Linked DNA regions of Homo sapiens: regions 2 and 3 are each linked to region 1. A link is an interaction called in ENCODE POLR2A ChIA-PET data of the cell type or tissue named here. Cell type or tissue: PC-3. All regions are shown on one strand.

Region 1 (8,000 bases):
GTTATTGTTGTCCTCTCCCCAGGGATGGCTGAGGTGCATTTCTCCCTGCCCAGCCTCCTTGTTCTGCAAGTTCTCTGACATGTTAATGATGTGGGAGAAAGTTTCATACTCTGCTTTAGCATAGAGGTGAGAGCAAAGAGATGCCCATTATCTCCTTTACTGCACAGAACTCATTCACTCCATAATTCTTGTTGTTGTGTTGCAACATTGCCTCTTGGCTCCAGCGGCACTTGTGAAGGATGAAGCCTTCTCGTTTTTGCCATTTCTTGCTCATTTGTGTGTGTGTGTGAGAGAGAGAGAGAGATGCACTAGGACACTTGGCTTCTCTAAGAGCGTTTATATTGTATTATAAAATGAATTATATTGAAATGTATGGACTTGATATTGAAATATATGGACTTTGTATACTAGAGAGTTTGTGAACCAGATAAACTGAGGTTACAACCCCAAGTCTTCAGTTTGTTAGCCATGTGTCTTTAATCAGTATTATTCTATAAAGTTCTCAGACTACTATTTTCTCTTCTATAAAAGGGACAAATACCTCTCACTTTGGATGACTGCTATAAGAAAAGAGACAATGATTGTAGAGTCCCTGGTGTAGTGCCTCAAATTTAGCACTGGAAAAAATGAAAGCTCATATATTGCCTTATGCAATTGATCCTCTTATTTGTGTTCTATGCTATAAAAGTCTATCAATATTTGATTATATGCCATAAAATTTCTGGGCATGATTCAGAGATTAAGAGAAAATATCAAGATAGCATTACCTTTGGGGCAGGGAAATCCACGGAGGAAAAGAAAAAAAAAATACGAAGAAGGTAAGAGAGTAAGAAAGATCATAGTCAGGGATTTTTTTGGTTGTAAGACATAAAAGTCCAATCAATCTAGCTTAAACCAAGATGAGTTTATTAAAAAGACTCTCAGCTATTAAAAAGGATTTAGGGTCAGAAAATGTGTATGTACTTCATGAAAAAATGGAAAGTTGTCAACAATTAGGGAGTATTTGTTCTCTCTTATGTTCTTGTTCTTGTTTTTGCTTTTACTTGTCACATGGCCTCATGTTTCTAATTGTTTCTGAATGTTTGTTACTTTGTTTTCTTCTGTCTGAAGTCTGATTCTTTCTGCTTCCTCATCAGCATGATTACACCCAAATGACCACCCTAGTTCCTGACATGTCAGTATCTTTTTAGCTTTTGCTGACTCTCAGTACTGCGATTCTTAGTTCAAGTTCACAAGTGAGTGGATCTGATGGGACTAGTAAAAGGGGCACATGTCCACCTGCAATCCAATCAGCTTATAGCCAAGGAGGAAGGAGGTCATGTGATATAAACAACTGGGACTGTAGAGTGAAGAGGCAGCTCTCAGACAAGAGGGCATGAGCTGGGCAGGCACCCTAAAATTTGTTGATGACAAACAAGCCAAATACCTAGGATGGCTTTAATTGAGAGTTGGCTGCTGAGGAACAGTTTGGAAAAGTACCTTATGGCAAAGATCATGTGTGTGTTTGTGTGTGCATGTGTGCGTGGGTAATGGGGGTGGAGAATCAGGCGAGAGAGAACAGAATGTACTTTATAGAAACAAGGCCTAAACAGGAAGGAAACTAATCTTCCAGATACCAAAAATGGATCTAAGAACAGTAGCTTCTCCTAGGGCTGGAGGATGGAAATCGTTTGGACTATCCAGAAAACTGGATCCTGGAGGAGGACAGGATCTATAAGAAAAGCCTTCTGATTCAAGGTGTGTGTGTGTGTGTGTGTGTGTGTGTGTGTGTGTGTGTGTGTGACAGACAGAGAGAGAGACAGGGCTCTTAGTAACAATTTCTTGGTGCAGCTTTAGCTTGTGTACGTAGAGTGGGCTTCCTGTACCTTCAAGAGGCCCAGATCATTCCAGCCCTTCAAACTTTTATGTAAAGTAAACAATAAAATGAGAGTAAACAATAACAAAGAGAAAGTTAATAGAAATAAATGACAGAAGAGAGATATTAACTGTTTGGTACATTACACTTAGACTAAATTAAGAGCTTGGAAACTATGTCAGATATATTAACCTTTTAAAAACTTCCATCCAGAAATTCCCATCCAATATGGTCAGTTAGCTGTGTCATTGGGTAGTGTGTTTGTGTTGGCCAGAAATGGAAAGGAGAGAAAGAGTTACTACCTGAAAAGAATTGGAAGAGAAATGTTTGGGTCCAGGGATTCCTTTTTTTTTCCTGAAAAAAATTGTTTTTTCTTTTTTACTCTTGGTTGGGTGGTAACAAAGAATGCACTCAAGCTCTAACAATAAATGAGTTGTGTCAAATCCAGCACATGTTTCCAAGCAGAATTTAAAAATATGTAGAGTTGTAAGAAAGTGTTAGCGATTATTTTTGGGGAATACGATTGAAGTAACTTGAGGAAGGAGTAGGAAGAGGGATGCTACTTTTTATTTTATACTGCTTTGTAGTACCTGACTAAAAAAAAAATTAAAAAGTATATGTTAACTTTATAAGAAAACACAAATATTGTCTAAGTTAAAAATTCACAAAAATACGTAAATACTAATAATACCTAATCTTTCTGGCTTGGTTGGGGAGTTAGGTTTTTGTGTAAATGTTTAAAAAAAAAACTGAAGCTATTGTAACTATTTTAAGTGAAAATCTCTCTAAGGTACATACTACTCCCTTGCTTTCTTAAAAAGAAAATGTATTGATGATTCAGGAATATGATGATCAAAGTGTGGAGAAACTCAAAAAAGGCTACAAACTTCAGTATCTTGAATTTTATGTAAATATCTAATCTAAAATAGTAAAACAGCATGATGCACAATTATGACATAAGTTATTCTTTTAAGAGTACAGTGTGCATGGTTCCAGGATTCTGGAATAAGGATATGGAAACAATGAAAAAATAAAAGTTAAGTAATAATGACCCCATCAAAGCCAACTGTTCTTAAGTATTTTAATATTGAATTGAGAAAAGGATAATACTGTTTCATTGCTGTTATAATCATGGCACTATTTTTTAAAATGACTGGAAACCAAATCAAATCCAATATGTTGCCTAGCAACTATGAGACACAAATACTTTACTTTGTTTCTTAAGCTGACATTAAAACACTACCAAAGATTCCTAAAAATACCTGCCTTAGAGTTCAGTTCTCAGCTAATCTCTTTAGTTCTCAAACATCGTTTTTTCCCCATTAGAACATCTGACATTAAAATTCCTAATATTCACTTTAGCAAGTACATCAGTAATTCATCAACTTTTTCTTCTTTTTAAATCTTTAGACTGTGCCTGCTATTTAAGTTACTTGTAATATTAGCACTTTAAAATGAAAAATCAAATGCCTAAAACATAAATAACTTAGCAAGATTTTTCTCTTGGCTTAGAGCATAATTGTAAGACGGCATATAGCTCAAAAGTTTTGGTGCTCAGCTGTGTGCTGAAGAAAGTATTTCCAAGTCTTTTACAAGTGAATTCCCACTAACTGGGCCCTCATCCTACAGAAACATGGTTTGTGGGGGAGGAGGAGGGAGTCTGTTTATAGCTCCATCACTCATGCTGTGTCATCAGAGCTGGATTATAAAAAGTTATGTCTTCTAGATCAGAGCCTTGCCTAAATAGGAAGTCTAGAAATCACCTAAACAAAGAGATGGCTATGCAACTCCCTGAAGGGGAGTTAGTTTATACTCCTGCTATGAGAACTATCAGCAAGTCACCGTTTTTTTGGAAATGGATTTTAAAAAACATTCAATATTTTAACAATAATGAATTATGTTTAGTTTCATTTACGTGGAGAAAAATGAAGGCAAATCACGTGGAGAAGATGTAATGTGAATAGAGATATAAGTACTACTTGTTTAAATTCAGAGAAATAATAATTATGATGCTCGCAAGTATTTACTGAGCATTTATTATGGGCTAAACACTAGGTAACTGCCTTACATTTAATCCTTATAACACCATGTAAACTGGTAGCTAGTGCTGCTCAGCTTAAATATGAAGAATTAATGGAGAGAAAGTTTAGGTATCTTGCTCAAGGTACACAAGGAAAGTGGCAGAGCTAGTTTCAAACCTGAGCCTATCCTGGTTCCAAAGTTCTTGTTCTTGACCAGGAAAGTGCAGTTAAGTACGGCTTTATTGTTCAGTATCAGCTAAAACCGGCCTATATTAAAAATTTTTATTCTGTTTTGAAGTTTTGTTAAGATGATCAGATAATCAAAAGATTAACAAACTTACTGGCAACTAGACCATTTGTTTTTGCTTAATTTAATCAAGTTTTAAAAATTCATAATCAACCTATCTTATAATAGTTTCATCTTATGCATGTGGGCTTTATACCAATTCATCTTATTTTCCTCCTGTGCTTTATATAATTTTATTCTCCTAGAGCTTAGTTCAGAGCATAAATATAAATGCTCAACAAAAATGTGTTGGATGAGTGAATGCAGTTTACATGTAGATCTTAGTGTGATTAATTTCAGTAGTTGAGCCTTTCAGTATATATTGACTTTGTCAAGGTCTGGATGAGGTATCCAAACTAAGAGCACCATGAATTACAGTAATAGTTAATGCATCTATAGTGCTTCATAGGCGTCAGACTCTGTTTTAAGTGCTTCACATACATTAGTTCATCTAATCCTGTCAATAACCTTAATGAGATAGGCGCTAGTATCTCAATTTTATAGATGAGAAATTTGAGGCAGAGAGAGGTTAAGGAATTGTCCAAGTTCATATAGATTGTAAATTGTACAGCCAGGATTTGAACCTAGGTTCTTGTGGCTCCAGAGACTTAACATCTATAGCTTACAGCTTTGATAGGATCAAAAAGAGAAGAATTGAATTGTACCAAGTTGGCTGGGAAGCATCAAGTTGTCTTTCCCTTCCCTTTCTCTTCATCTAACCTCATATCCCATTCCCTGCCTCACCCCAATCCCTTCTCTCACTTCCAAAGTGAAATACACCTAGAGTGACTGTCTTAGTTAGTTTGGGCTGCTGGAACAAGTTATTAGGTTGGTGCAAAAGTCATTGTAGTTTTTGTAATAATTAGTTGGTACAAAAGTAATTGCGTGATAACTTTTGCACCAACCTAAATACTATAGACTGAGTGACTTATAAACAACAGAAATTTATTTCTCATCATTCTGGAGGTGGAAGTCAGAGATCAGGGTGCCAGCATGTCTGGGTTCTGGTGAGAACCAGCTTGCTGGTTTCCAGACTATTGTATCCTCAAATAGCAGAAAGAGGGCAAAAGAGCTCCCTATAGTCTTTTCATAGGGGCACTAATCCTATTCGTGAGGGCTCTAACCTCATGACTTAATTACCCTCAAAGGCCTCACCTCCTAATACCATCACACAGGGAGTTAGGACCTTAACATGTGAATTTTGGGAGGATATAAACATTTACTCCATTGCAACAACCAAATTATGTGTTAAATAGACAGGTCACTTTGGACAGTACAAGGCAATGCCAATTGGATGGAACACCAGAACAACAGGCATCAACCCAGATGCCCTGGAAACTGGGATTTAGGATCACTATATATATGCTTTGGATTTGTTTTGTCCTTTTCTTTAGTGTTTGCAGTTGTATGGAGTAAGCACATTTAAATGGATGAACCAAATTTGATTTTATCAGCCCCTATGCAAGGATATAAAGCTGTGTGCAATATTTACAATTAAAAAAAGCTGGAATGTATAACCTTATGCTTTCATATTCTACACATATGTGTGGTAACCTTTGCTAGGTAAAAAGTATGCATATTTATAGCTTTGGTAGACACTGCTAAATCACACTCCAAAAGGGTTTTACCAGTACCTACTCCTGTCAACATGAGTGAGAGTGCCCATTCCCAATAGACTTGCCAACAGAGTATGCAATAAAAGTTTTAGATCTTTATCTTCCTGATAGGTGAAAAATGATATTTCAATGTGAAGTTTATTTGCATTTCTCATTTTAATTTCCTTTTCTATAAACTGTCTATTTGTAGTCTTTTCTACTTTTTTTTTTCTATTCAGTGGATGGCTTTACTATTTATTTATTTGAGCCCTTAATATATCCCTTCTGTGATACCTCAAACTCTTGGGCTGAGGTGATCCTCCTACCCCAGCCTGCTGGGTAGCTGGGACTACAGGCATGTGCCACCACACCCAGCTAATTTTTTGTATTTTTTGTAGAGACAGGGCTTCACCATGTTGCCCAGGCTGGTCTTGAACTCCTGGGCTCAAGTGATCTGCCTGCCTCAGCCTCCCAAAGTGCTGGGATTACAGGTGTGAGCCACTGTTTCTGGCCATTTTTAGTTTCTTATGGTTATGTTTACTTGTTTGATTATGCTTCTGTATTTTGCATCACGTGTACAAAGTATATTAGACTGTCAGATTACACTTTTTAAAAACCCACGATGGTTTCTTCTGTAACTTTTTAATTTTATTTCTTACATTTTTATAATTGATCCATCAAAATTCATTAAGTGTAAAGGTGGCACAGATAGAATAAACTTGTTCTTTAGATGACTGCTCAGTTTCCCAACACCGTTTATAAATCCATTTTCCTCTCAAAATTTCTAATGCCATTTTATTGTAGACTAAATACTGTTAGGTATTTACATCTAATTGTCGGCTTCCATAGTGTTTCATTGATTTCTCTGTTTAGTCAAGTGCAGGTACAGATTGTTTCAATTATTATAGCTTTATTATATATTTTAAATACCTAATAAGTCTAGTCCCTCCACTTTATACCTCTTTTCCAGAATTCTTCTGTTTTGTATGTTCATTTTATATAAAAACTTTGGAATAAGCTTGCTCAGTTGAAAAAAAATTGTCTAGTTATTTAATAATATCAAGTTAATTGTATAAATTATGGTGGAGAAAATTGGCATTCTTGTTATAACTGTACCTTCCTATCCAAGAACATGGTATGCCTTTCCACCTGTCTAAGTCTTCTGTGGTTCCCTTTCTCAGTGTTTTAAAAAATGTCTTCCACAGAAAGATAAATACTACATGTTCTCACTTATAAGCGGGAGCTAAATAATGTGTACACATGCAAGTAGAGTGTGGAATGCTAGATGGTGGAGACTCTGGGGTGGGATGAGATTGGGGTGGATAATGAGAAATGAGTAAAATGCATGTTACTCCAGTGATGGATATGCTAAAAGCCCTGACTTCAACACTGTGCAGTATATCAATGTAATGAAATTATGCTTTCACTCCATACATTTATATAAATAAAAATAAATCTTTAAATAATAAATCTTCATATACATTTTGCAAATTTTGTTACATTTATTCCTTGGAATTTTTGTCAGATTTTTTTCATTATATTTCCTAATGTGTGGATACATAAAAATTTTTTTTAATTGGCTTACAAATACACACACACATATATCCCAAACCCCAAACCATACATAAAATAAGTAAGTTCTCTCTCTCCATAAAACCTAAAACTATTAAGGTTTTATATTCTATCTGTCTATCTATCTATCTATCTATCATCTATCATCTATCTATCTATCTATCTATCATCTATCTGTCTATCTGTCTATCTATGTTTGCACGTAGCCTACAGACCACCTGTTATTCTTTGGAGTTTAATATTCTGATAAACAGGAATATATAAGAAGCAAAAATATGAAAATCATTACACATATATTAGTTTTTGTATATTTCTTTAAGCTATCCCAGGGCCTTCCTTCCATTTATAGTTAGGCTGTGAATTGTTTCCAATTCATTAGGAAAAATGCTCTTTCAGCCAGCTGGTAAAGTCAGGAGCATGCCAATTTAAATTTATTTTCTTCCCTTTTTTTTCTACCTCCTGTTCCTCAGGAGTATCAAGGTATGTCAGTGACATCAGCTGGTACATTCTAACTTCTTTCAGAAAAGAGAGAAAAAAAAAACCTGAAAAATGCACTGTTCAAACTCCTTTGGCTCCTTGGTCCCAGAGGAAAATTTGGGGAATCATTTCTCTCTGTGGTACAATCTTGTTGGATGCAGACCACGTTTACTCAACTTAAGAAAGGGGACACA
Region 2 (8,000 bases), 480 kb after region 1:
AATGGTTAAAAACTAGGGAAGAAAGTTAGTGCTCTTTTCTATCTTATGTAATACCTAAGATTATATGTAGTAAAAATTTTACCAATGCCTTTTTGAAAATAGTACCCACTTCTTTATAACTAATCTAATCAAAAGTTCCTAATGGTAAGAATTTGAGATCTTATATGATGGAATGAGACCAGTAGTGAACATATATTTTGAGCAGGCAGACGTTTTACCACTCAAGTCAATAGTTCCAAAGTATGTTGTGCATCTGAATTACCTGGGCTGTTAAAAATATGCTTCCTCAAGGTAAAGTTCCATCTAAATTCTTGGCCAAGTCATATGATTTCTAAGGAACAGGGTAAAGAACAAGACTCCCTTGTTGAAAAATTACAGAAAATCGAGAATGGATAAAGATCTGAGAACATTTGCCTCTTTGGGAATTAGGAACTCCTTGCCCTCATGAAGCTCACGGTTAGAACAAGAGACCTAAATTTGACAAATGTGTGGACAAATAATTTTTATGATTTTTAATTACTGGTATAAATGTTCCCCCAAATTATTCACCAGGACAAAAGAAGGACCTAAGTTACTCTGGGGTGTGAGGTAAAGCGTAGCGGTGGAAGTTATGTCGAAGCTGTGACATGAAAATGAATAAAGAGGGAGGGTGAGAAATAGGAAAGATCATGCCAGGTAGAGGAGTGAGAGATTTGTGAAGTCCTCATGCCAGGTAGAGGAGTGACAGATTGTGAAGTTTCTTCTCAGCTACCTTGAGATGCTCTGAGATGACAAATTGAATGCACTGCAAAAGTTCTAATTTTTCTAGTTTCAATTTTGTTAGATTGTATTTTAGAATACATGTGCCAAAATATTTTAGAATACATATGCCAAAATGATTAAAACTTAGTCTGCTACAGTGGATGTACAGTGATTTTTTTAGATAGACATGTTAATTACGTTTACTTAGCAATAAAATGTTTTACATTAAGAATAAAATATTCGGAGATCTACTGAAGGTTAGCTTTTAAAGACACCACGCTTTATCTGGTATTCCACATAAGCATCTTAAAGCATATTATAGAGTAGAAATGGTTAGTTGCAACATATTAGTTTCTAAGTTACTGCTATTTTTAATTGAAGTCCTTTTTGTAAACAATAAACAGATTTTACAAGGATGCTAGGAAAAATATTTATAGGTATTTGCTTTGACAAATGAAAGAGAATTTTCAGAGATAATTCTTATCTTGGGAAACAGACATCTCTAACTGATGTATACATTCCTGTGATAATCAATATTTGATAGCAACATTATTATAGTGCCAGTGAAAATAACAGAATGAAAATACCAAATACAGCTATCACTATTATTCCTTATAACTTGTCTCATAAACTTTCTGCTGCTCAATAAAATTTTTTTGGAAAATTATTGTTAGTTAAATAATGAAAACATGCACACATGGGAACACATACAACTACAGCTGAGATTATTCAGAGAAGTAAAAAAGAAAAAATATTGAAGTAAGTCAGGTAGCATTCTGTCCAAATTATTGGAAATAGTGATCTGTATATGAACTGTATTTCAATTGACATTGTTTAAAGATGTAAACAAATTCTCAGAATTTCTGTTAGCTACCTACGAATTCACATTCCGTGCATAACTGTAACAATGAACCAAATTTTAGTGTTTTCCTTTTTTACATGTAAAAAGTTGTATTCCATTATTCTAAGACATTACTGTGTTATTACACAGCAGCTGAGAAATGTCATTCTAAATGTTTTACCTAAATGGAAATATAAAGTTGGCTGACTATTTTGCAGTAATGTTTTTATTGCTTATTCAATGCCAAATAGCAAATGTATTTATATTTTACACTATTACAGCAGAGTTACAAGTAGATTCTAAACTATTTTCTTATTTACGTGCTACATTGGCATTTCCTTTGTAAACCATTCAATTTTGAAGACTGAGTGAACAGAGTTTGATATTATTTTACTTTTTAATGACACAACAGAGATTGAGGAATGTAGTTTTCATCATTTGTGAGGTCAGTCATTTTAACTGCTTTCTCAATGTTATGCTTATCACTTTCCCAACTTCTTGGATGTGTGATTTTTTTCCCACCTCTTTTTTATTGTCTAGGGATCTCTTTTACTGTATATTTATTCACCCTCAATAAAATTTTTATTTTTATTAGAGGATGACAGTTGACCAAGATGTACTTGAACAGTAGGTGAGTCACTGTGACATACCCCTTGTTCTTCTTTCTCATGAAATATTTTTTTCCATTGAATCACAGAAACAGATGTTCTAATACCACCATGCAAAATCTTCCTTTATCATCTCATTTTGAAAGTAAACAGTCTCTTGTGCTTCTGGAGAAAAGCACTGAACCTAATTCCTTTACCAGAAAGTTTATAATAAAAATTGTGTGCATTTCCATGTTAACTTTTTCTTATATATGTTTAATAAAACACATTATTCTATACCCTAACTTTACAGCTCCTGATTCTCCCCCTCAAGACTTCTCTGTAAAACAGTTGTCTGGTGTCACGGTGAAGTTGTCATGGCAACCACCCCTGGAGCCAAATGGAATTATCCTTTATTACACAGTTTATGTCTGGTAATAATTTTTTTTTTGGAAATAGTTCTGAGAACAGATATTAATCTGTAACATAATAGGAATGTAGCTTTTAGATTTCAGAATGTGGTGCTACATTAGGAACCTGATTATTAATAGGCTAGTTAATATGTTTTGATTAAGAAACAAGTTTTTCCATATTATGTAGTGGTTCAATCATGGTCAAATGAAATAATTTTGCAATTAAAACAAAAAATTATGTGTTACGCATAATTATACTAAATTCCTACTCTTAAAAGTCATTGACAAGTCAATTTGTATGAATGTAAGCATATACTTTTACACTTCTGAAGTTTTACACAAGTACTCTCATGTCATTGTCTTTCAAGTGTCCCTTGAGCAGAGTAATTTTAATAAACATTTAAAATAGCTATTTTTAAAGAAATCTGTTATTTAAGGTCAATTTTTAATTTGAAATGTAAACAATGTATTTCGTTTCTGATCACTGTTACCCTGATTGCCTGTTTATCCTTCAATTGTGAAAAAGATGAAATCCAACATTGTATCTCATGTTAGTTAGCATGCTTATACTACTTCATGAGAACTTGGTAGATTGAAATCTTTACTTTGATGTAATGTAAATCCTCTTTAGATTCACCAATTAGGTAACACATTACCTAGTGGATTTCATATATTTCAACTCAGAAAATACAATTTACACAATACTTCGTAAAACATAGCCATTTCCTTTTATATTTCTGAATTTGAAGGGCCAGCATTGAGGGAGATGCCATGATGTTTTAAAGAAGTCTCCTCTTCTTCTCTTTCCTAAGTTAAGATTTTTCTTTCCCTAATTCCCCTTTAACCCCTTTACATATTTCTCTTTAAGACTATATTTTTTGTTTTCTTTGTTGCCTGATTCCTAGTGACTTTGCCTAGTCGTGACGAAAGTGGGAGTGTCTTGACTCCCAGTTAGCGAAAAGGAAGCAGGGAAGAAGGTTACCATTCCTTTTCATTACCCTATTTATTTATTCACTCATTCATTCATTGAACAATATTGATAGAATACCTATATACTCATGAAGAAGACTCACATAAGACCGTTGCCCTCAAGAGTGTTGTATCTCTTACACTCCCAAGAGATAACTGGATTATATACCCATAAACAAGCAAACAAGGGAATGTTGGGGGAAGGAGGTCTACTTTTGATGGGATGCTTCAGGAAGTTCTCTTTGAAGAAGTGTCATTGAGCTGTGATCCAGTTGACAAGAAAGAGCTTCTTGCCATGTAAAAATCTACAGGGCAGAACTTTCAAGAAGGAGGGAATACCAACTGCACAAGCTCTGTGGGGAAACAAAACTTGTCACTTTGAAGACCAGAAAGGAGGTCAATGTTGCTGGGGATTAGAGAACCAGAGGAGGGTAACAGTGGGGACAGGAAATAAAGTTCAGGAGTCAAGCCATGGTAAGGATTTTGTTTTCATTTTAACTATAAAGGGAGTTCATAGATAATTTAAATCACTTTAGATTCCTTATAAAGAATGAATTGTCAGGGACAAAAGTGTTAGCAGGGATGCTAGGCTATTTTAGTAGTCTGGGAAAGAGATGGTAGTGGCAACAGAGGGGAGAAGTAGGTGGCTTTGAGCTACATTTGGGAAGAAAAACTAACAGGACTTGGTGATGGATTGGCTGTGCAGATAAGAAAAAGAGAAGAATCAAAGATGACTTCTAGATTTTTGAATCAAGTGTGGTTACTACTAGAATTTGATGGCATTGATTAAGTTAGAAAAAAATTTAAATGAAACAGATTAAGTGAGAATCAAGATTTTTCTGGCTGGGATTTTCAGCCCTGCATTATGAGAATAATTGTTTTCTTCTATACAGTGATCATGCTTCCCTTCCTAGAGCTTCCGTGTATATCTAGCATAATGCATAACACACCTAGACAGAAACACATGTGGTTGGATAGCATTTTAAGGGATGCTGTTCACCCAGTTTTTCTCTCTCTGGGTATGAACTCCATGTCAATGGGAGCCTCCTATTCTAGGAACTTAGCTATAACTTTAGTTGTCTATTTATAGTTCCAAAATGTCTAAAGGTACCAGGATTTGTTAGGAATAAGTAATGACAATGTACATTACACCACCTCTTAAGAATATAGCATGGCTCAAATTTTATATGCTACAATTCTGATGTCATATAGAACATGACCTTTTATTTTCTGTAACTGGTTATTTTTGCTTTTTGCAATGATGCTGGGGTTGATGAAAGCACTGATTTTAGATAAACTATTCATTTCTCATTCCCTCTGGGTTTAATTCGGTCTCTTTTGGGTAAATATTCAATCAATTCAAAGTTTAACTCTTCAATTGTACTTTTTCTCTCATCCTTCAAGAGGTATGCTTATCTCATTTTCTGAGGTAGTCTGGGTACAGGGGAAGCCCAATGAAAGTGGGGTGAGGGAATCTCAAATCCGTGATATTGAAACAGAAAAAGTTCCCTTGTCCTGCTCTCGGGGCGTGCGACCGGGGTGTGTCTCAATTCTCTGGTGCCCCCCTGCTCAAACCTCTAGGGGGAGCATGCAGACGGGCAGGCTGTGGGGCTCCGACCCCATGGCAGGGTCTAGGGGTGAATGTTTACAGCTGAAACCCCAGTGGGCGTGTGTTACAGTATGCTCTTTTAGTTTAGCCATCCGTAGGGGGCTTGTGTTAGCTCAGTTAGACCCCCTGCCTTATCGCAAGGACAGAGGGCTTTCTGTATCCCGGGGTTTCTTGCCTTGGAGTACCAGAACTGGATCACACGTGGGCTTGGAGAGCACGATTTATTGAGTGGAGATAACTCTCAGCAGAGGGGGGAGCCAGAGGGAAATGGAGTGGGAAGATGGTTTTCCCCTGGAGTCGGGCCACTCAGCAGCGACTCTCCTCCATCCTCACCCGCCAAACTGTGCGTTGTTCCGCTGGTTGATGGCCTGCTGGCCTGCGGCGTCTGTCAGTGTGTGCTGTTAGGCCGCTGCATTCCTCTCGATGTCCAGCCGTTGTGTCTTACGCCAACGTGTTCCTGTCAACGTCCAGCCGCTTGTGTGTGTGCCCGTTAGGGTCTTGGGATTTTTATAGGCACAGGATGGGGGCGTGGTGGGCCAGGGTGGTGTTGGGAAATGCAACATTTAGGCGGGAAAACAGAAATGCCTGTCCTCATCTAGGTCCCTGGGCACAAACAAGCCCGGGTGTGGGGCGCTAGGCAGAGACCCGCCCTTCTCTACCCCGCACTTCCCTGCCCCCACTCCCATATCAATATCGTGAGAAACGTCACCTGACCTTTTTATGGAATCATTCTGGCACAAACTTGCAGTCACGGCTTCCAGTTTCAAGGTTCCTATTTTCGGTTTTATCCTTGGTCCAACCTCAAGGCTTATTCTAGTCCCCTGGTTCCCTAGCATGTCTGTGTTGAACCTCAGGTAGCTAGATACTCCCGGCTGATTTCTCTGCACCAATCTACAGTGTGAAGGATTTGAGAAAGGTACTTCCACACCCTGCTGTAGCTCTGGATGATCTGCTAGAGGAGCCCTTACATCTTGCTTGACACAGAGATTTTCTAAGCGGCTTGTCATGTTTATCTCCATCCTGAGAAAAAACAAAGTCTTCTTTACACTGGGATTTCTCTCCCAAATCTATTCAGGTGTTGTCACCACTTAATCCTTACCCTAAGATCTTGGGACACTCCAGTGTGATGGCTTTGCCCTTTTATTTCTCTCACTCTTTTTTCGTAGTGCAAAATTTTTCCTTTTATCTTTCTTTTGACTGATGGAAATTTCCTTCTTCCGTATACTCTTTCCTTTCTACACCTCAAGGGTCTTAATTTAATTATAACTACCTAATTGTAAAACTCTGTGGTCGCAAATAATCCAGGATTGACTCTTGATGTGTAAATGGAACGTAGAAAACACTTTTCCCTCAGTAAAACTTGGCTTTATTTTACACACACACACACACACACACACACACACTCTCTCTCTCTCTCTCTGCTTTAAAATTTACTTTGTTCATTGCGGTATTTAAAAGAGACTATTACCTGGCACATAATTGAAACTTAATATTTGTTCAATGGATGAATGAATGAAGAGTATGTTTTAAGTTAGAAACTGTATATATATATATATAAATATATATTATACAAATATATATATTATATAATATATATAATATATTTGTATATATATTATACAAATTTTTAAATATATTTGTATATTTTGTATACAAAATATATATTTGTATAATATATATTTTTATATATGATATATATGCAATATAAGTATATGTATATATTATATATGATTATATTACATTAGGTATTATATAATTATTACATATTATTATATATAATTGTTATATATATTTTTTCTTATTGTATTTCTGCAATAAGAATAGTGATGCTTTTTCAGATAATGGATGACTCAGTGGAAAAGAGTAAGATTACATAAAGATAGAACAAAAAAGGATAGACCTTAACATATTCAAGAATATTATCTATAATATATATGTAATATATATAATTAAATATACACATATATTTAAATTTTCAGCATTGTCTTACTAAGATGCTTGCTGGAAGCTTTATGCTTTAGTATCTTATTAACATACTTTAGTGTCTTACTAACATCCTTAGTTGGAAATAGCCCTGTAAGGTATAGTAAGTGTAGCGAAGGAAATGGTCATAATTCTGGATTCCTTCATTAGTGATCACTAATCTTTTTTGGGGACTCTTACCATAATCAGTTTTGGGGAGAGGAGGCAGGTATCATAATGTAATACACATGGGTTTTTAGTCAGTGAGACATGGGTTTGAATCTTGGCTCTGACACTCAGTTATCTTTGGTTCCTGTAAAGTACTTAATAAATGGTAGCTATCATTGTTAGCAGGATTACTGTTTCAGGAGTCCATAGTTCTCTCATAATTCTCAGTTGCCATTATTTCAGCTGCTCCAATAATTACCAAATTCTTGTAAAAAACATTTATTTGAATATTTCCTTTTTTTTTTTTTGAGAGGGGGTCTCGCTCTGTTGCCCAGGCTGGAGAGCAATGGCGCCATCTTGGCTCACTGCAACCTCTGCCTCCTGGGTTCAAGTGATTCTCCTGCCTCAGCCTCCCGAGTAGCTGGGATTACAGGTGCCCATTACCACACCTAGCTAATTTATTTTTATTTCTTTTTATTTTTCACTAGAGATGGGGTTTTGCCATGTTGGCCAGGCTGGTCTTGAACTCCTGACCTCAGGTGATCCTCCTGTCTCAGCCTCCCAAAGTGCTGGGATTACAGGCGTGAGCCACTACACCTGACTGAATATTTCTTTTTTTTTTTTTTTTGAGTGTGTCTTCAAAATGCAGGCTGCCTATGACATTTATTATATTGGGTAACTTTTTTCTTTATCATGAATATTTCTTGACA
Region 3 (8,000 bases), 50 kb before region 1:
CCTATCGTTAGATTCATCTGAGCAATTTTACTATAAAGCATATACCTATAAACATATTATGTAATATCTCCTGTTTGAATAAAGCAGGTCTCCTGTTTGAATAATCAGGTCACATATCACAATCAAAACAATGATAAACATGTTGTAACCTAGTAACATGATTTAAAATTTCACTATCTTACATAATCAAAGTATCATTTAAGTAGGTGAGCCAAAATGATTACATGTACCTGAGACTATTAATCAAAAAATTCAGAAGAAAGTTTATTGTCTGCTTATGATAAGAATGCTACTTTCTCTACTTGGAGTTTCTGACTGATTACTTACATGAAGTTAGACTATGATGGTAGTGTTTTAAATTGACACCCAAAGATTCTCTGGCTCTTCTTCAGAGTGATGGTGCAAAGTAGGCTATCAATAATTATAATTGAGGGAGACAGCCCAAACTTGGAATGTTTTCTTTGATCTTCACGGATAATAATATACATATTACAGAACCACAGGCCATTGCATCAGTAAATTACTAATGAAAGTGTATCCGCTGGTCGCGGTGGCTCAGGCTGGGTGCTGTGGCTCACACCTGTAATCTCAGCACTTTGGGAGGCCGAAGTGGGTGGATCACCTGAGGTCAGGAGTTCAAGACCGGCCTGGCCAACATGGTGAAACCCCATCTCTATCAAATATACAAAAATTAGCGTGGTGGTGGGTGCCTGTAATCCCAGCTACTCGGGAGGCTGAGGCAAAAGAATCACTTGAACTGGGCAGGCAGAGGTTGCAGTGAGCTGAGATCATGCCATTGAACTCCAGCCTGGGTGACAAGAGTGAGACCTGTCCCAAAAAAAAAGAAAAAAAAGAAAGTGTATCATGTACTCTCAGTAAAATATTCCAGTAAAGTAGAATTTTCTCTGTTTTATTCAAATTTATTTATATAATTCATCCTGATTTATCTATATAATTTATTCTTATTCTTTTTTTTTGAGACAGGGTCTCACTCTTGTCACCCAAGGCTGGAGTACAGTGGCACAATCTTGGCTCACTGCAACCTCTGCCTCCCAGGCTCAAGCGATCCTCCTGCCCCAGCCTCCTGAGCAGCTGGGACCACAGGCATGCACCACCACACCAGGCTAATTTAATTTATTCTAATTTGTGAAATTCCGAATTTATTTCTAATTCAGATCTACTGTACTGTAAGTACCTAGACAAAATTCTTCATGGAATGCTCCCAGAGCAAGGCACTGATAATGATGTTTTGTGTATGGTTATATGACTAGCAGAGAGTTGAACGTATTTATGTGTATAAACACTGGATGATTTGGTCCATTCAATAGACATTGTGTTAGGTACTAAGGATTCAAAGATGAATTTTCAGCTTTGAGAAAGTCAGTAATAGTTAGTGGGACAGACACATAAACCCATAATTGCAATATGATATTGCAAATGTAAAGTAGGAAGCAGGCACAGAATGCTGTAGAAACACAGAAGAATTATGTGGACTATGGTTTTCATGAGTGTGCATCTCCAAGTAGGGAATCCAGTTTGGAGAAAATTTAAGTACAAAAGATAATGAGGGCCTGAATCAGGGCAACAGTCTGAGGGAAGGGGATGGAGTTGAGCAATACATAGGAGGTTTAAGAGGCAGGATTTAATGATTGATTAGATGAAAGGAGAAATACAGATAGAAAGAGAAAGAGATGATGAACAGAGAGAGAAAGAGGTGATGAACAGGCTTAGATGAAGGTGCTATTAATTGAGATTGGCAAGACAAGAGAAAAACCAGGTTTGGAGGAAATGTGGAATTGATTGGGGCAAGGAGCTGAAGTTGGGGTACTTGTGGCATATCTTTGTACATATGTCAAACACACAGTTTAAGAGTCTGAAGCTTGATTAAAGGTAAAATGCTAGTACTGGAGGAGATATTGAAGACCTAGGAGAGTAAAAGAATAATAAATGGGTCTTCATGGTGATACTCTGAATCTTATCATTATCCTGATCATTCTTCATCTAGCATCTTAAATACTCTTACATCCCCTAATTCCTCTCTGAATGCTACCACATCCTCGACTTCACTAAAACCAACCATGTTCTTATTCAAGGAAGCATTTGAGAGCTTAATATCAAATCAGCCTTGAGGCTGGTGTCACTTTAACATTATCTGAGATATTGCCCCTTTTCTTAGTGTTAGCAACAGTTCTTAATCCTCTTGGCTCATGACTGTATCATACTTCCCAGTCCATACTCCAAGTTGTTTAGCATTGCCTTACTCCCATAAATGCTCCTAGGGACTGGAACCATATCTAGACCTCATGTCTGGTTCCTTGCTGCAAGACTGCCTGACTCAGGGTGGCACCCTCGTGCCTGGGTCTGCTGCTTCTTCGTAGTGAACTTTTATTGTTTATGGATCCCAATGTTCACTCACACTCCTTCTAGGAAAGAACTTCAACAGATTTCCAAGTGATGAATTTCTCCCTTCCCCCATGGCACAGTTGGTTACTGTAAAGCTGACCCCAAGCCACTCTGCAAGAGTCTTCAGACAGTTATTACTTTAGATTAGCTTAACTCCAGTGATTCCTTTCCCCCAATTCGTGCGTGTGGATGATTTCTCACTTTTTCTGCTGGATGTGACTGAGAAAGCATTTAGCCCTGGGAGGTGCTGGTGATCTGAGAATGAAGTCATTCAAAGGAAAAAATGAAAAGACTATGTCCTGATAATAATATCTGGACCCTCCTTTGAGCTGCTTCTAACCCCAGATCTAAACCTGGGCTACTCAGTTATGTTATTTTTAGCATAAAAGAATTTGTGTTGGATTTTATTATCCTTCAACTGAAAAAAATCAATTTTCTTTTCCTTTGTTCCTTCCTTCCTTCCTGTTTTCTTCTGTCTTTCTCTTTCTCTCTTTCCCTCTTCCTTCCTTTCTCTCTCTTTCTCTCTTCTTTCCTTTCTATTTCTCTTTCTCTCTTTTTCTTTTTTTCTTTCTTTCTTTCTTTCGTTCTTTCTTTTTCTTTCTTTCTTCCTCCCTCTCTCTCTCTGTTTCTTCTTTTTTTTTTTTTTCTGATACAAGATCTTGCTCTGTCACCCAGGCTGGAGTGCAGTGGCACAATCACAGCTCACTGCAGCCTTGACCTCCTGGGCTCAAGTGATCCGCCCACCTTAGCCTCCCAAGTACCTGGGACTACAGGTATCAGCCACCACCCCCAGCTAACTGAAAAAAACATTTTTTCTTTTGTAGATACAGGGTCTCCCTATGTTGTCCAGACTGGTCTCAAGCTCCTGGGCTCAAGTGATCCTCCTGCCTCGGCCTCCCAAAGCATGGAGATTACAGGCATGAGCCACCGTGTCTGGTCTGTTTTGATTTTTAAAAGAAATTTATTGGCTCACATGATTGACAAATAGAGTAGTAAATCCCCAGGTATGGTGGCAGCCAGTGTGGAAAGCCTGTTCTCTCTAAAGAAGCTGGAAGTAGGAAAAGGAGGACTGGGTTGGGGGTTGGAGATGGCAACAGCAGGGTCCTGAATGCCTGGACTGGCTGAGAGGGGCTAGGCTGTTTGCTCACAGGATCTTAAACCAGAAGTAACTACTAGAAGCAATATTGCGGGAACTGCCACACTCAGGTCTGGTCCACACTGAGTCACTAGGGTGAAGAAAGGGAGTCTGGATTCAAAGCCAAATAAAATGGAGAAGGGGCACTTGAAGAGAGGAGAGGTTCCAATTAAGTGGTGGTGAGCAATGCTTGGAAATATTCCACCAGCTTAGAGTAGGGAATCTTCTTATTTCATTATTGTGGCTGTGGGCAGAAGAGCACTAAATCACTTAACGGAAAGACAGAAGGGCAGATTCTTGGACTTTTAGTCATCTCATTTTTGGGATTTGATTTGTATCCTGCTTGACACTGCTTACCTCTATATCCAGTCATCACCTGGCTTTTCTTTCTGCTTAGATCCATTCATTTAATCAACAAATATTTGCTGTCTGTTAAGCATTGTGTTAGGTGCTGGAGATGTAGCAGTGAACAAAACAAAACTGCTGCCCTCATAAGCTTATATTCTATATATTCAGAGACAGAGATAAATGAACAAATAGAAATAACCATGGGAATAATGATAAGTGCTATGAAGACAAATAGAGCAAGATCTGAATTAGGTCACGCAGAAACCCACGGGACAAGCTTTGCAGGCAGAGAGAACAGCATGTGCCACAGAAGCATGCTGGATCTGTTTGAAACCTGCAAGGAGGGCAGTGCATGAAAGGGGAGGCTGGCGGGAGAGGAAGTCGCAGGGATAGACAGAGGCCTGAGAATGTAGGAGCTTATGGGCCATAACAAAGACTCTGGATTTAGATGGTACTTGCTACTCTGATCCAGTTCTAAAATGCCAGCTCTTTGTGTTCAAGGTTCAGAGGGTTAAGAAAGAATGAATCAGAGACAGGACTTTGAGAGCTCAGGGAGTGGGTTAAACAGATGAGATAACAATGCTAAGGCTCTGGCCAAACTCACATCCCACAGTGCAACCACACCCTGCTTAGATTTCATTTCTATCTTTAAACTGGAGTTTGAGCAGAATGGGAGTGGAGGTTCAAACTGCCTCCTTGTGAGAATTCTCTTCTGATCTCTTTCCACTGCGTGCCTGGGCAGGGAAAATGGAAGATCGGCACAAGTGAGTGTGAGATCAGAAGAGAATTATGCAGCTGATACTCTAGTTAAAAGGAATTCTAGCATTCACCCCTACTCCAAAATTATCAGTGGCTATTTCTGCCAAAGCAAAGGTTGACACTATAATGCTATACTGATTTGCTCTTCATTTTACAGAAAGCATATTTCTATAACTTAAAGATAAAAGTCAAACAGAAGACCCTACATATTGTGATCTCTTAACTTGTCCTGATAAGTTAATCCTTTGGAAAGTATTGAATAATTTACCCTGCTTAGAAAAATATTCACTATTTGCTTTAAATGGTAGGCTTAAGAGTGATTTTTCTTTCTTCCATATTTTCTTTGTTGAATGGTAATTCATTGTATGGCAGAAAAAAGAAACTTTGTTAAAATGAAAAAGACATTTGTAAATATTTTGTATCAGAAACATCTATATTAGAAATGGATGCAAGCAAATGACTATACTCAGGTTTGGGGTTGGCAGAACAGAAGAATAGAATAGAATAGAATAGAATTAGAATAGAATAGAATAGAATAGAATAGAATAGAATAGAATAGAATAGAATAGAATAGAATAGAATAGAATAGAATAGAATAGAATCAAGTATTTTGAGAACTTAGATATTCTTTTAAATTATCCTGACTTTTTTAACATGAGAAAATTAAGTTTGAAGAAGTTTGGCTTAAGTTTGTCTTTCAAACTTTGCATGAAAATTTAGGTAATCTGTTCTATCTGTTAGGTAATCTGTTCTATCTGTTTTAACTTTTAGTTATCCCTGCTGTCAAAGGTAGTCATTTTATTGTGATTATATTTTTTGTAGATGCACAAAAGTCTGGAGGATGGTATCTCCCATGGGGTTGGTTATAGTATTTTGGCGAAAATTAGCTAGTCATTTATTTCATACATACAGGTCTATATCTATGTCTACGTTTACATCTTACCTATATTTTAACTGTAATTCACATAAAGAAATGTATTTAATATTGAGACCTAGCACATACACATACACTTAAAACAAAAGTTTCTTTCTTTTCTTCTTTGTTTTTCAATTCTATTTTATTCTTTTCTGTTTAATTAAACTTCTGGTCCCAATCCACTGAACTGATTTTATAACCCACTTTTGGGTCTCAACTCGCAGTTAGAAAAGAAAGTATGATTTTGAAAAAAAATTCTTTTGGATTGAGAACTAAAATTTAAGCTATTAGCTAATGATGAAATCCATAATGGCTGTAAAGTGAAGGTGGGGATTATTTTGGGATCATAGTCCTAGGCTTTGGTGGTTGCTATCATGGAATGAGTTTATTCTCTACTCCTGGACCTGATGGCCAATGGCCATAAGTTTGACCATAAATATGTCTTTTTTCTTGGTGCCATTGATTAGCTTAACTGGCCTTGCAGTACTAGCAAAAATATCACAAGTTCTTGAACCACTCGCGCTATACTATGAGCCATAAATATTTGCTTATAACTTTATACTTTAGGTTTCATTAGGCAGACAGAGAGGGAAATTGAGAGCAAAGTTCACTACTGAATTTATACATGAGATTCAATCATCAATCCAAAGTTCACTTAGAACTTTCAATGAAACTGTGAAGGCTTTAATCCTGTCCAATACATTGAAGTCCACATAAATCCCATATAAGTTAATTATTTTGAACAGATCTGTAGCTTAAATATCTCAGAACACATACCATCCTTTTTTTACTCTGTATCCCTTAGGCAACAGCAATGTGTTGAAACTCATTGTAGGGGATAGCTTTTGTTCTTGCCAACTGAATATCCATGAAGTCTATCCATGAAGTAACTTTCCTCTTGAGTACCATCCACCTCTTCCCCTTCTCAGTCTTGCAGTGTAAGTCATGAGGGTAGGGACCAATTCTCAGAACTGTTTGCTGGATTTTTGCAATACACCCACCCTCACCCCCCGCTGCCTCCTCCCTGACACCCCCTGTCATTGCATTTGAATCCTAAGGCATCCTCAACCTCACTCCAGCCTTCAGGGCCAATATTGAAAAGAGGCAAGAATCATCTAAAGAATTCTATGATGCAGCATCATGATTTTTGTTCCTAAATTGGTTTCTGACTTTGTGCCTCAGTTCTAATGATGGGTTATCCACCTTGATAGCTGGGTCCTGTCACTGTATGTAACTTGTCTATTCTCTGAAAACCTGACACTTTGCCTTACTCTTAGTTGATACTAGAGATTTAGATTATGACTGCATCAATTGTCTGACTTCGCTGGTACTACTGACCTGATTTACTGGCTCTCTTTACTTTTCTGTAAACTCTTGGGAAACTGATCTATAGTCACTAGGCATCTCATGATTAAGAGTGTTCCAGGCTAGGTGCAGTGGCTTATGCCTGTAATCCCAGCACTTTGGGAAGTCAAGGTGGGAGAATCGCTTGAGGCCAGGAGTTTGAGACCAGCCTAGGCAACAGCAAGACCCCATCTGTGACTTATTTCCTTGTAAAGACCACCTGAGGAACTACTTTCCTATGCTACCCCAAATTGTTGCAATGTTCCAGATACTCACTATTGCCAACTCACTGGGACATCTCTGTAGCTGAGTTGAATCTGAATGTCTGCCCCACTTCTGTAGATGAGTCTCTTACTAGAGGCCAACCCTTACTCCCTCGTTTTTTCCTGCTGCTGACTGGAACATAGCTAGTAGAGTCTCAAGACATGTAAGACTAACTTTTTATTGTCTTTCCCCATGTCTAACAGGGCATCTTGTTCAGAAAATAGTTGAATAAGCATGGCCATTTGAAAATTAGTATCAGATTTCACTTTGTTTGAGGGGTCAGATTGATTTACCAAATGAAAACTTGTACCTTGATATCTGTTTTAAATGAGAAAAACTTGAGAATAATGAGTCTACTTCTTCAAAATTTATTATGAAATAAAATGTCAAAAGTTCAAGTTCAGAATGATGTATATTTAAATGCAACATCCAACTTGTTTCATTTTGGTGCTAACAACTTTTGAGTACGTTCCATGAAACCTCAAACAGCTTTTAAATTTTGTCTTTAATTTTGCTATTAAACTATTTCATAGAGACTACAAAGAAAGAAGGAAAGGCAGAAAGAGATAAAGAAAAGGAAGGAAAGAAAGAAGGAAGGAGGAATGAATGAAAGAAAGAAGGAAACACAGAGAAAAAAGAAAACAGAAAGAAAAAAAAGAAAAGAAACCAATTGGGTTCCTTCGTAGTCCCCTGATGGGTCTATTAGTCTCTGGGATCCTAACTCTATTGTAAACACAATATTTGGGAATTTATTTTGAAAGAACTAGAAATTGGGTTTAACTAACATTATTATGTGTCAAGTTTCAGTTGCCAAAAACATTCTGTCCATAG

What was found. Peaks named below come from ENCODE experiments on the same cell type or tissue, not always from the same donor. Only the 100,000 strongest peaks of a DNase experiment are listed, where the experiment ranks them.
Region 2: POLR2A ChIA-PET joins it to region 1 with 7 read pairs; 2 of 35 experiments call an interaction of 5 or more read pairs at or near these places.
Region 3: POLR2A ChIA-PET joins it to region 1 with 5 read pairs; 4 of 35 experiments call an interaction of 5 or more read pairs at or near these places.

What each region holds. Positions count from the first base shown.
Region 1 is chr12:80,030,130-80,038,129 of GRCh38, forward strand. No RefSeq gene overlaps it. Among named protein-coding and RNA genes, the nearest start is that of OTOGL, 65 kb to the right of the region's middle. In PC-3, no CTCF peak of the experiment used is centred here; a DNase peak (open chromatin) is centred at 3,532; H3K27ac peaks cover 971 bases.
Region 2 is chr12:80,507,841-80,515,840 of GRCh38, forward strand. It overlaps PTPRQ (protein tyrosine phosphatase receptor type Q), which reads left to right. Exons shown (of 45, transcript NM_001145026.2): 17 at 2,483-2,603. It overlaps LOC124902975 (a long non-coding RNA gene), which reads right to left and starts at 5,643. Exons shown (of 3, transcript XR_007063389.1): 1 at 5,494-5,643. In PC-3, no CTCF peak of the experiment used is centred here; no DNase peak of the experiment used is centred here; H3K27ac peaks cover 2,641 bases.
Region 3 is chr12:79,979,964-79,987,963 of GRCh38, forward strand. No RefSeq gene overlaps it. Among named protein-coding and RNA genes, the nearest start is that of PPP1R12A-AS1, 49 kb to the left of the region's middle. In PC-3, no CTCF peak of the experiment used is centred here; DNase peaks (open chromatin) are centred at 3,738 and 4,448; H3K4me3 peaks cover 389 bases; H3K27ac peaks cover 1,796 bases.